2 separate regions of the Homo sapiens genome follow, and region 2 is linked to region 1. The links are chromatin contacts, found by Hi-C or POLR2A ChIA-PET in ENCODE. All regions are on one chromosome and are shown on one strand. The core of a region is the stretch at or near the end of the contact, and the rest is flanking DNA. Distances in the headings are between cores, read along the strand shown.

Region 1 (5,548 bases), core at 2,041-4,540:
CTCCCTCTGGGCTTTTTGCCAAGGGGCTGAATAAACAGGAAGGAAGGGGCAAATAAATCACCAAGACAGGCTCTGGGAAGGTTTCTGACTCTGGAGACCGTCACAGAAGAGCTGGCCGGCCTCCGCCTTGGGAGTTGCAGCGAGGCTGTGTAGAAGGGGTTATAGGAGCAGTGATATGGGGTCAGCAGCAGGCTGGTGCCCAGGCAGGCTTTCATCAACGCTGCGACCTTCAGAGTGAGGCTGAGGAGAAGCCCAGGTGGGGAGTCTAGAGCCCTGGCCACCAGTTGGGTTCTGCTGTGTGACTCTGGACAAATCTCACCCCCTCTCTGAGCCTCCATCTCCCCATTTGTAACAGGAGGGACCCGGATTAGATGGCTGGGAGTGGTCCTTGCGGCCCTGATGTTGTCGGAGTCTGAGGATTGATCTTTTATACAACTTGGAGGGCTCTGGAGGGAGGGTCTTGCTGAGCTGCTCTGATAGTGGGGATCATGCAGACCCCCGGCTTTCCCACTCTAGACGGCCTTGGCGAGAGCCCCCAGCTGCCCTTGAGTTGGGACATCCTGGGGGTGAATGAGGGTAGAAAAAGGCAGCTGCAGTTGGAGGCTTGCGGCTCAGAGCTAAGGCCTCCACCCCACAGCCTCCGCTGGCTCCCCAGGTGAGCTGGGACACCAAGATCAGAGGCTGGAAACAAGAAGTTTTGGCTTTTAGCTGGCAGCAGCAGCAGCTGCCAACATCATCTCTCCTTCAAATGACAGGCTGGGGACTTTGGGAAAACAGCCACAATAAGCGTGTTCGGAGGGAAAGGAGGGGGAGAGGAAGGAAAGAGAGCAGAGAAGATGGTGAGGTCTGGATCGTGGGGTGCAGCGTGTGTGCGCACATGTGCTTCTGTGATCCTCAGTATGTCAGTGTTTCTGTGACTGTGTGTACACTTACGCTGTGTCTCTGTGATTCAATCTCTGTGTGTCCCCAGGGAGACAGTGTGCGTCTCTGTTTTTGTTTGTTTGTTTTTTTTTTTTTTTTTGAGACGGAGTCTTGCTCTGTCACCCCGGCTGGAGTGCAGTGGTGCGATCTCGGCTCACTGCAACCTCCGCCTCCCGGGTTCAAGCAATTCTCCTGCCTCAGCCTCCTGAGTAGCTGGGATTACAGGTGCATGCTACCACGCCCTGGCTAGTTTTTGTATTTTTTAGTAGAGACGGGGTTTCGCCATGTTGGCCAGGCTAGTCTCGAACTCCTGACCTCAGGTGATCTGCCTTCCTTGGCCTCCCAAAGTATGGGGATTACAGGCGTGGGCCACGGCGCCTGGCCTAGTGTGAGTCTCTGTTTATGGTGATGGGTGGCAGCGCAATGCCTTGAAAATGTTTCCTCCAAGGTAGCAAAGAAAAGTCCCTGTGACCATCCAAAGCCTTGGTGAGCTCAGCGGCTGAGCACTGGTCTGGAAGTTAGGAGACGTGGGTTCCAGCTTTGGATCTGCTACAGGCTCACTTGGCAGCCTTGGGCGAGCCACTACCTTTCCTTGACTTGAGGAGCCTCAATGGCAAATAGCAACACAGCCAACTCTTTTTTTTTTTTTTTCCTAGAGAAAAAAAAGCTGTATGCTTTATTAAGCAGAGTGACAGTATAAAGCTTCCACAGCGTGGAAGGAGTCCCAAGCGGGTAGCCAGTGTTAGATTTTTTGATCACCTTTTAAACTCTTTAAGGCGGGAAATATGTGCGGCGGGAAGATGTTACCAGAGCGAGAAACAAAGACAATTAACATGTCTCAGATCTTGAAGAAAACCGGAATTGTAACTTAAGTTTTATCTGCGTATAACCTTGCAGCGGCATGGCAAAGGAGACAGGATCTCACAGAATTTTACAAATTGGCAACACAGTCAACTCTTTTAGAGCATTTGCTATGTGCCAGGCCCTGTCCTAAGCACATCACAGGTCAGGGTTATCCAACCCTGGAAGGTTATCTCCATTTTACAGATGTGGAAACTGAGGCCCGTGCCTAAGATGCCGTATCTAGTGAGTGGGGGGACTGAGATTCCAGTCCAGGCAGTTTGGCTTGGAGTTTGAGCTCTTCACCACACGCTGCCCAGCGATCCTGCCGGAGGGTCTTGACCACAGAGTGGGGGTGTGGGGGCTGTGATTCAGATTCTCCGAGGTGCTGATGCAGCTCTGTGGCGCCTACTGCCCCCGCCCCCCGACTGAGAACTGTGGCTGTGCTCAGCCACCGTGACTGGCTGGGGTATGGCTCGGATCCCTTGGGTGTTGGCCAGGCCCCAGTTGATCTCCAAGGGCTCTCGGTGTTCCAGGAAGCTATGGCTTGGTGTCTGAAACACAGTCTGGAGTAATAAATGTCGGGAGGAAGGATGTGACTAGGCTGCACAGGGAAGAGACCAAGACACTTTGAGCCAAATCTCTCTTTCTCTTGGGACCCCAAGAGCTGATTCACCTGGAACATCCTGGAGCCATGACACAAGCCATGCTCTGATGGCAGAGGCTGCCAGCTGCCACCCAGGACAGAGAGCTTATGGGAGGTGGTGGAGTTCCTGCTCCCCGCAAAGCCTGAGGGCTGGTAGAGATGTGAGGGTGTTTCAACGTTGCTTTCCAAGATAAGGAATGAGTTCTTTTTCTGTCCTTCTTCTTCTGTCCCTGGACAGCCTGACTGCGTCAAAGAAGGAGGTGGGGGAGCCAGGGGGCAGCTGGGGTAGGAAGAAGTCCAGCTTGGTGACATTAATGGGAGGACAGAATTGCCTGGCTCTTCTGTTTTTGGACACGGGCACAGTTATGAAACTTTGAGCAACCCCAGGCCTGGGGCTGGTTCCTGGTGGCCCTGGCCCACCCCTGCCTGCTGTGTGAGGCCTGTGAGGTGCATGAGGCCACTGTCCATAAATGGAATTGTCAGTTTATTACCCTCGGTACCCAGCCCAGTGCCTGGAAGTTCTTCCCGGATGTCGACTGCCGTGGGGAGAAGAGGGGCCCACTGGCCACAGTGAGGGTGCTGAGCTGGAGACGAGTTACACCCGATCTCATCCTGGGAGGAGACTGTGGTCTGGAGGGGGTGAGAGCAAAAATGCAGAGGCTTAAAACAGAGGTGAGGGCAGAGGGAGGCAGGAGAGACCGGGAAGGATTCAGGAAGCCTGTTTCCCACGTGGGAGGCGGAGGGATTTTCTTAAAACAGAAATCAGACCGTGCCACTTCCTGGTGGCGTTGCCCTAAAATAGATTCCATACTCTGTCCTGCTGTGCCATCTGGCTCTGCTTTCTCTCCACCTCCTCTAATGTTATCGTCTCCTCCCTGCTGTCCACTGTCCCGCCACACGGGTTTCTTCCAGTTCCTCGAACACACTAAGCCATGTCCACCCTTGGGGCTTGGCCCAACTCATTCCTACTTCCTGGACATCGCCCCGCCCTGCACTTTGCACTCATTCAGGTGCCTGCTTAAATGTTACCTCCTCAGAGAGGGCTTCCTACCGTATTTTGTCTCTCTCCCACTAGATTATCACCTAAAACCGAGCAGGGGCCATATAGGTCTTCTATAAATATCTCTTGTTAGTCAGCAAACATTTATTGAATGACTGTATGAAGGAGAAAATGGCTTACCTGGCTTTGGAAGCTTGGGGTTGCTCTACCTAAAGGAGTCATTCTCTATTTCAGCACCCCCTCATTTATTTAATTTAATTTATTTATTTAAGTCAGAGCCTTGCTCTGTCGCCCAGGCTGGAGTACAGTGGAGCGATCTCAGCTCACTGCAACCTCTGCCTCCCAGGTTCAAGCGATTCTCCTGCCTCAGCCTCCTGAGTAGCTGGGATTACACATGCGCACCACCACAAGTGGCTAATTTTGTACTTTTAGTAGACGGGGTTTCACCGTGTTGGCCAGGCTGGTCTCGAACTCCTGACTTCAGGTGATCTGCCCACCTGGGCCCCCCAAAGTGCTGGGATTGTAGGCATGAGCCGCTGCGCCCAGCCAGCACCCCACTGTTTAATGTATATGTATGAAGCTCATCGCAATTTGTAATCAATTTATTTATTGTTTTTGTCTCTCTCCCACTAGACTGTCACCTAAAACCGAGCAGAGGCCATATGCGTGCTCTATAAATATTTGTTGTTAGTCAGCAAACATTTATTGAATGACTGTATGAAGGAGATAATGGTTTTACCTGGCTTTGGAAGGCTGAGTAGGAACAGGGAAAGCAAAGAAGGATGTGCTTAGCTGTAATATCCGAAAACTCAACTATCAGTAGCTTAACTTCTAAGGATATCTATTGTTGACTTGGGAAGATGTCCGGATCTAGATTGTCCTCATGTTGATTCTGCAGCTTAACAGTGTCATTGGCCTCCCTGCTGCTTTCAATTTTTGCACACTGGCACCCTCAGCATGTTGGCATTTATCCTCAGGCTTCGCACCTTATGGTCACAAGATGGCTGCCATAGCTCCAGGCATCACGTCCTCACACGACTGTGTCCAAAATAGGAAGAGAGTGGCCAGGCATGGTGGCTCATGCCTGTAATCCCAGCACTTTGAGAGGCCAAGGAGGGCAGATAGCTTTGAGCTCAGGAGTTCAAGACCAGCTTGGGCAACATGGGGAAACTCTGTCTATTTAACAATACAAAACTTAGCCGGGCATTGGTGGCTGGCGCCTGTAGCCCCAGCTACTTGGGAAACTGAGGCTGGAGAATCACTTGAGCCCTGGGAGTGGAGATTGCAGTGAGCCGAGATCATGCCACTGCACTCCAGTCTGGGCAACAAAGTGAGACCCTGTCTCAAAAAAAAGCACAGAAAAACAAAATAGGATGAGAGGAAAGGGAGCAAAGGAATCTTCATGTGATTTTTCTCTTTCATCAGAGGTGAAAATCTTCACCTGGAAACATACTGCCACTCCTCACACCCTCCAGAGATTCTGCTTTATGTGATTATCACTCTGAACTGGCTCACTCAAGACCAATGAGTGAAAAGGGCTAGAGTAGAAAAGAGTAGAAAAGGGCTGCCATGATCACCTCAGGCTAATTGAGATGCGCCTCCTACGTTGTGTGCAATTCAACCCAGGAAGGCGATTAGTGGGGAAGAGGGCAGACAATGCCGAGCGTGCCCCACTGTCTCTTGGGGGCCTCCCACTCTCCTGTGGGGTAGGCAGGGCTACTTTTCTTAGTGTCTGTGGCTTCGCCTCTGCTCCCCCCACCCCCAGTCATTTGAGAATGCAAGGCTCAGAGAAACTAAGAAATGTGCTCAAGGTCACACAGAAAACTAGAAGGGAATAGAACTTAGCCCCTCATCAATCACTACCCTCACCCCAGAACTTGGGGTGCCCCTGGGCATGCTGTCTTGTCCCCACCCCCGTCCCTTCTCACCCTTCCATGCTGTTGCTTATTTAACCCACGTCTTTCCCAAGAGACTGTAAGCTCCCTAAGCACAGGGACTTTGGATCTGCCCATGGTCTTTCCCCAGTACCTAGAACAGAGCCTGGTTCTGAGCAAGGAAGGAAGGAAGGAAGGAAGGAAGGGGAGGAAAGAAGGGAGGGAGGGACGGAGGGAGAAAGGAAGGAAGGAAGGGAGGGAGGGATG
Region 2 (5,548 bases), core at 1,842-4,341, 68 kb after region 1:
ATTTTTGAGATTTCACCATGTGCTGAGCCCTTTGCAACAACTCTATGAATTGGGCTCATTTTGCAGATGAGAAAAGTGACTTCTAGAGAGGTTAAGCTACTAGCCCAAGATCAGTAGCTAGAGGCAAGGCAAGGATTCAAATCCCAGGAGTCCGGTGCTTGCATAAATGAAAGGATGAATGAACGGATATTGAGTGAGTGAGTGGATGAAGGAAGGAGTAAAGGAGAGGGCATGAATGAATGAGAGGGTAGAACTCCAAGACCCCTTAGAACCTCGTCTGATGTTCCCATTTTACAGACAGAAAACTGAGTCCTAGACAGAGGCCTAGAGGAGGCCAAGAGGTGGTGGGGCCAGGTCGGGGGGGCCCTGATGCCTGCTTCTCTCGCTTTGTTGCAGCCCCGAGCCATGATGAAGACTTTGTCCAGCGGGAACTGCACGCTCAGTGTGCCCGCCAAAAACTCATACCGCATGGTGGTGCTGGGTGCCTCTCGGGTGGGCAAGAGCTCCATCGTGTCTCGCTTCCTCAATGGCCGCTTTGAGGACCAGTACACACCCACCATCGAGGACTTCCACCGTAAGGTATACAACATCCGCGGCGACATGTACCAGCTCGACATCCTGGATACCTCTGGCAACCACCCCTTCCCCGCCATGCGCAGGCTGTCCATCCTCACAGGTGAGGCCCACTGGTGCCTGGGCTGGGGCGGCAGGGCCAGGGCATGGGTGCGGAGTGTGCTGGGCACTTGGCAGTTTGCATAGACTTGCATAGCCATCGTCTGAGACAGGCGTCATCCCTGCACAATGAGGCTCAGAGAGGTTTTGCCATGTGCTGGAAATAGTGATGAAGTCGGGGGCCCCGATTCCATTCTGTTAGACTCCAGATCGATTACTCATGGCTGTCGGGGCCGCCTTCCAGATCAGGAGCTGATACCAGCATGCCCCAGGGATATTCCTTTCTAGGGAACAGAATGATGCCCTGGCTGCTGCTTTCCTTCTCCGGAAGATGACCCACCAGAGCTCCAGGGCCCAAGGTCAGTCCACGGGGCTCAGGTCTCCCACACCCCAGGCCTTTGCCACCTCCTAGAGAGGTAAGGGCAGGACCCAGGCAGTGATCACCAAAGGGAAGGGGGCTTGGTCATGGTCATAGTGATGGTGATGGCACTAGCTGACACTTATCAGAAGCTATGGGCCTGGCCCTGTTCTTAGAGCTTGGCATGTAGTTTTTTTTGAAACAGAGTCTCGCTCTGTCACCCAGGCTGGAGTGCAGTGGCGCGATCTCGGCTCACTGCAACCTCTGCCTCCCGGGTTCAAGCGATTCTCCTGCCTCAGTCCCCCAAGTAGCTGGGACTACAGGCATGTGCCACCATGCCCGGCTAATTTTTTGTATTTTTACTAGAGACGGGATTTCACCATGTTAGCCAGGATGGTCTCGATCTCCTGACCTCGTGATCTGCCTACCTCAGCCTCCCAAAGTGCTGAGATTACAGGCGTCAGCCACCGCGGCCAGCCAGCATGTAGTTATTTAACCCTCATAGTAAATAGTTATTCATTCCCTTTTTACAAGTGGGGAAACTGAAGCCCAGAGAGGTTAAGTAACTCACTCCAGTGGTAGCACAGCTCGTAAAGGCAGTCTGCTTTTGTGCTTTCAGACAAAGCCATACCACAGCCTCTCAGCCCTGCTGGGAAGGGTGAGGAGGGACAGGGAGGTTGGGGGGAAGAAGGGGTGAGTGGAGCTGAGGGGCTGTGCCCTTGTTTACACTGCATTAGCATGGTAGCTAAGAGGACAAGCCCGGGACCCAGCACCTGGGTGTGAGCCCTGGTTCCGCTGCTTCCTGGCTTTGTACCTCGAGGCAAGGGATTTTATCTCCTTGTGTCTCAGCACTCTCATCTGTAAGACTGCACCACATCAACACTCATCCTAAAGGGACTGTGAGACTTAAATGAATGAATATATGTAAGGCGCTTGGTGAGCAGATAGTAAATGCACAATAAATCCCCAAGTCTTCTGTTGAGTCAGCATTTGCAAGTGGGCCTGCTACGGGTTACACGATCATTTCCCAAGTCACGCCCCTGAAGTTGCTGAGCAGGGATAAGGGAAGGAGTGAGCAGGCAACTCTCTAGGCATCATTCAGATAACCCCCCAACTGAGGTACTTCTATACAGAGAAACCCATGCCACTCCCAGCCCTGCTGCCGCCTTGAGGCCAAGACTGAGGCTGCGGGGTGGCCCCTCCTTGAGTGCTTTCTCTTCCAGGCTGGCTTTTCCGAGCATCTGACCCAGACAGCAGTCAAGTTCTCCGCTCCACCCCGAGTTTTGGAGAAGGGGCATGTAGATAGGAGAGCCCTGGGTCGACCTGTGTTCGAATCCTTGCTGGGCCTCTTGGCTTAAATGTGTGACCAGAGGCACATGCATCCTGTCTGAGTCTCAGCCTCCCCAGCCACACAGTGGGCTTAACCTCATACCCCGCAGGGAGGCTGTGAGGACTGCAAGAAGGCTTGTGGCGGGAGCTTCCAGCACGTGACGGGTATTGCATTGGTGTCAGCTCCCCCAGCCTTGGGGAGGGGACTGGGTACCCGCTGCAATGAATAAGGCTAATGACAGAGGGAAGGAGAGGGGAGATGTAGAGAGGAAGCACATGCATATTTTCAGCATTAATTTTCAGTGACACAAGTAATACCCAAACACACCCTCCTGCAAACGCTACAGATAAAGCTAATGCCCCTTTGACCCATGTCCCCAATCCCAGGCTCCTGCCCCTGCCCCGGAGGTGGCCACCCTGGCAGTCTGGCATGGAGCCTTCCGGGCCTCCGTGACTACACCGGCATTCGTATTTGTATCCCCACAATGGAGAGTATTTTTGTCTGTCTCTTTTTTATGGCGCATATCATTCTGAGCACAGCTGTCTGATGCTTGTTTTTTTTTCACACACCAACCCGTGCCTCATTTTCCAACCTGGTGGAACCTCATTTTTTCAACCTCATTTTCCTGCTGCTCAGGAAATTCTGAAAGCCATTAATTCCACTGCCAGCTCTTCTTCCAGCTGCCAGACGGGCCGATCTCTGATGCTTGGCATCGCAGTCTCGCATTTGAATATGTCAAGGCCACGAGTCCTCAGGGGCCCCGGATTAGCCTAACGGGATGGGGTTTGGCAGCCCAAGCAGGAAGAGTTGCCAAGCTGACGCTGCCTCGCAAGTGCCTTTCAGAAGAGCCCACACTGCAGTTCCCTCCATCACCTCCCATCCATTCAGGCTTCCTTGGTTAACACTGACTGTGTGCCAGGCCCTGGGGAGACCAGGACGAGTGGGTGATGGAACCCTTCTCTGTGCCCGAGCTGTTTGGAGCACACCTTTGATCTGGACACCATTCTGAATGTGCCATGTGCCATTAAATGGGGGTAAATGATGTGCTCTGGGGGTGCAGAGGAAGGTGGCAGCCATTCTGCCAGAAGCTGGAACTGGTTGCTTCTCTTCTCAAGAATTTGGGCCAATTGCTGATTCCTCTGGGCCTCAGTTTCCTCATCTGTGAGACAGGGATCTTGTCACACCACAAGGCTATCAAGAGTTTGAGCAAAAGTGGTTGGACGCAGTGGCTCATGCCTGTAATCCCAGCTCTTTGGGAGGCCGAGGTGGGCAGATCTCTTGAGGTCAGGAGTTCAAGACCAGCCTGGCTAACACAGTGAAACACCGTCTCTACTAAAAAATACAAAAAATTAGCCAGGTGTGGTGATGGGCACCTGTAATCCCAGTTACTCGGGAGGCTGAGGCAGGAGAATCTCTTGAACCCAGGAGGTGGAGGTTGCAGTGAGCTGAGATCTTGCCATTGCATTCCAGGCTGGGCAACAAGAGTGAAACTCTGTCTCAGAAAATAAATAAATAAATAAATAAAAAATAGCTAGGCATGGTGACAGGCGCCTGTAATCCCAGCTGCTCCAGAGGCTGAGGCAGGAGAATCGCTTAAACCCAGGAGGTGGAAGTTGCAGTGAGCCAAGATCACACCACTGCACTCCAGCCTGGGCCACAGAGAAAGACTCCATCTCAAAAAAAAAAAAAAAAAAAAAAAAGTTTAAGCAAAAGTGAGGAAGGTGCTTATTAAAAGCTGGAAATCAGGATGGAGGTACCAGTCCAGACAGCCTCCCCACCACCCCACCGTCTCCACAGCAGCCCCTGTTTCAGATTCACAAGCCTGCCTTGAGTGATGCAGTGAGTTATCCTGGAGGCAGTGTGGGCCTTGGAGGCCAGCACTCACTTTTTCATCCTATGATTTATTTGAGAAGCAGAGAGCACCTACCGGGTGCCAGGCACGAGCTAGGTGAGAACAGAATCAGGTAGAAATCTCAGCCTAGCCACACGGAAGCTGTGTGATCTTGGGCAGGCTGCATACCCTTTCTGAGCCTCAGTTTGCTCACCTGTAATGCAAAGGTAACAAAATCTTGACAGAGGCATAGTGAGGAATCAAGAGAACAACGGGCCTGGAGCATACACCCAGTGCTTAGCCCCCAGTAGGCCCTCACTCTCATCATTACTGACACCTGAGGTCACTGAGCATGTGCCACTGTCCATTCATTATCTTGCATAACTCCCAAAATCATCCTGCAAGGTAATATTTCATCTTCATGAAACAGACAGAGAAACTGAGGTTACAGAGGTTTCGTGATCTGCCCAAGTCTGCTGGCAGCTAAGCGGATGAGGCCAGATGCAAACTAGGCATTGAGCAAGACAGGCAGGACCCCTGCTCTCATAGAAATGATTTTTATTATTATCTGAACACAGTCCACACAAGTGACCTACCCCTCTCCAGCCCTGCAAAGAAATGTGAAGTGAGTTAACTGTATTTGAACCAAGTGGTCCACGTGTTAGCTATGCGACTGTGAACAGGGGCTTCAACCCCCTCAGCCTCAGTTTCCTGTCCTGGAAAATAATCGCAGGGAGAATAATCGCAGCTACCCCGAAGAGTCGCTGTGTAGGTTAAAGCAGTTATGCCGCATAACTGCTTCAGGGCACCTGTGACTCCCAGCTCTTAGGGCTGATGTTCTGTGGCCAGAGGAGGGCAGGGGTTGCAGCTGGCCGGTGAACTCACTACCTGGGCTCTCTCCCTGCAGGGGATGTCTTCATCCTGGTGTTCAGCCTGGATAACCGGGAGTCCTTCGATGAGGTCAAGCGCCTTCAGAAGCAGATCCTGGAGGTCAAGTCCTGCCTGAAGAACAAGACCAAGGAGGCGGCGGAGCTGCCCATGGTCATCTGTGGCAACAAGAACGACCACGGCGAGCTGTGCCGCCAGGTGCCCACCACCGAGGCCGAGCTGCTGGTGTCGGGCGACGAGAACTGCGCCTACTTCGAGGTGTCGGCCAAGAAGAACACCAACGTGGACGAGATGTTCTACGTGCTCTTCAGCATGGCCAAGCTGCCACACGAGATGAGCCCCGCCCTGCATCGCAAGATCTCCGTGCAGTACGGTGACGCCTTCCACCCCAGGCCCTTCTGCATGCGCCGCGTCAAGGAGATGGACGCCTATGGCATGGTCTCGCCCTTCGCCCGCCGCCCCAGCGTCA

Evidence for each region. A loop is a pair of places that touch in the nucleus more often than their neighbours do. ChIA-PET counts read pairs that join two places held with the same protein, here RNA polymerase II (POLR2A). Pooled maps may share reads with other maps.
Region 2: a map of transverse colon shows a loop between it and region 1 (2.3-fold over the local background). The contact joins two enhancer-like sites. A Hi-C loop is called at or near these places in 6 of 168 maps with a recorded cell type or tissue (PC-9, endothelial cell of umbilical vein, esophagus muscularis mucosa and 3 more) and 3 of 50 pooled maps. POLR2A ChIA-PET finds 5 or more read pairs at or near these places in 3 of 52 experiments (GM10248, HepG2 and WTC11).

What each region holds. Positions count from the first base shown.
Region 1 is chr22:35,478,086-35,483,633 of GRCh38, forward strand. No RefSeq gene overlaps it. Among named protein-coding and RNA genes, the nearest start is that of RASD2, 60 kb to the right of the region's middle. RefSeq lists a silencer at 840-1,017. Within about 2 kb of position 3,291, at least 10 of the 41 ENCODE cell types and tissues checked have a DNase peak (open chromatin) inside an H3K27ac peak, as active enhancers do.
Region 2 is chr22:35,546,405-35,551,952 of GRCh38, forward strand. RASD2 (RASD family member 2) reads left to right here. Exons shown (of 3, transcript NM_014310.4): 2 at 397-676; 3 at 5,099-5,548. The coding sequence starts at 406. Among named protein-coding and RNA genes, the nearest start is that of RASD2, 8.3 kb to the left of the region's middle. RefSeq lists an enhancer at 2,639-3,349. Within about 2 kb of position 3,092, at least 3 of the 41 ENCODE cell types and tissues checked have a DNase peak (open chromatin) inside an H3K27ac peak, as active enhancers do.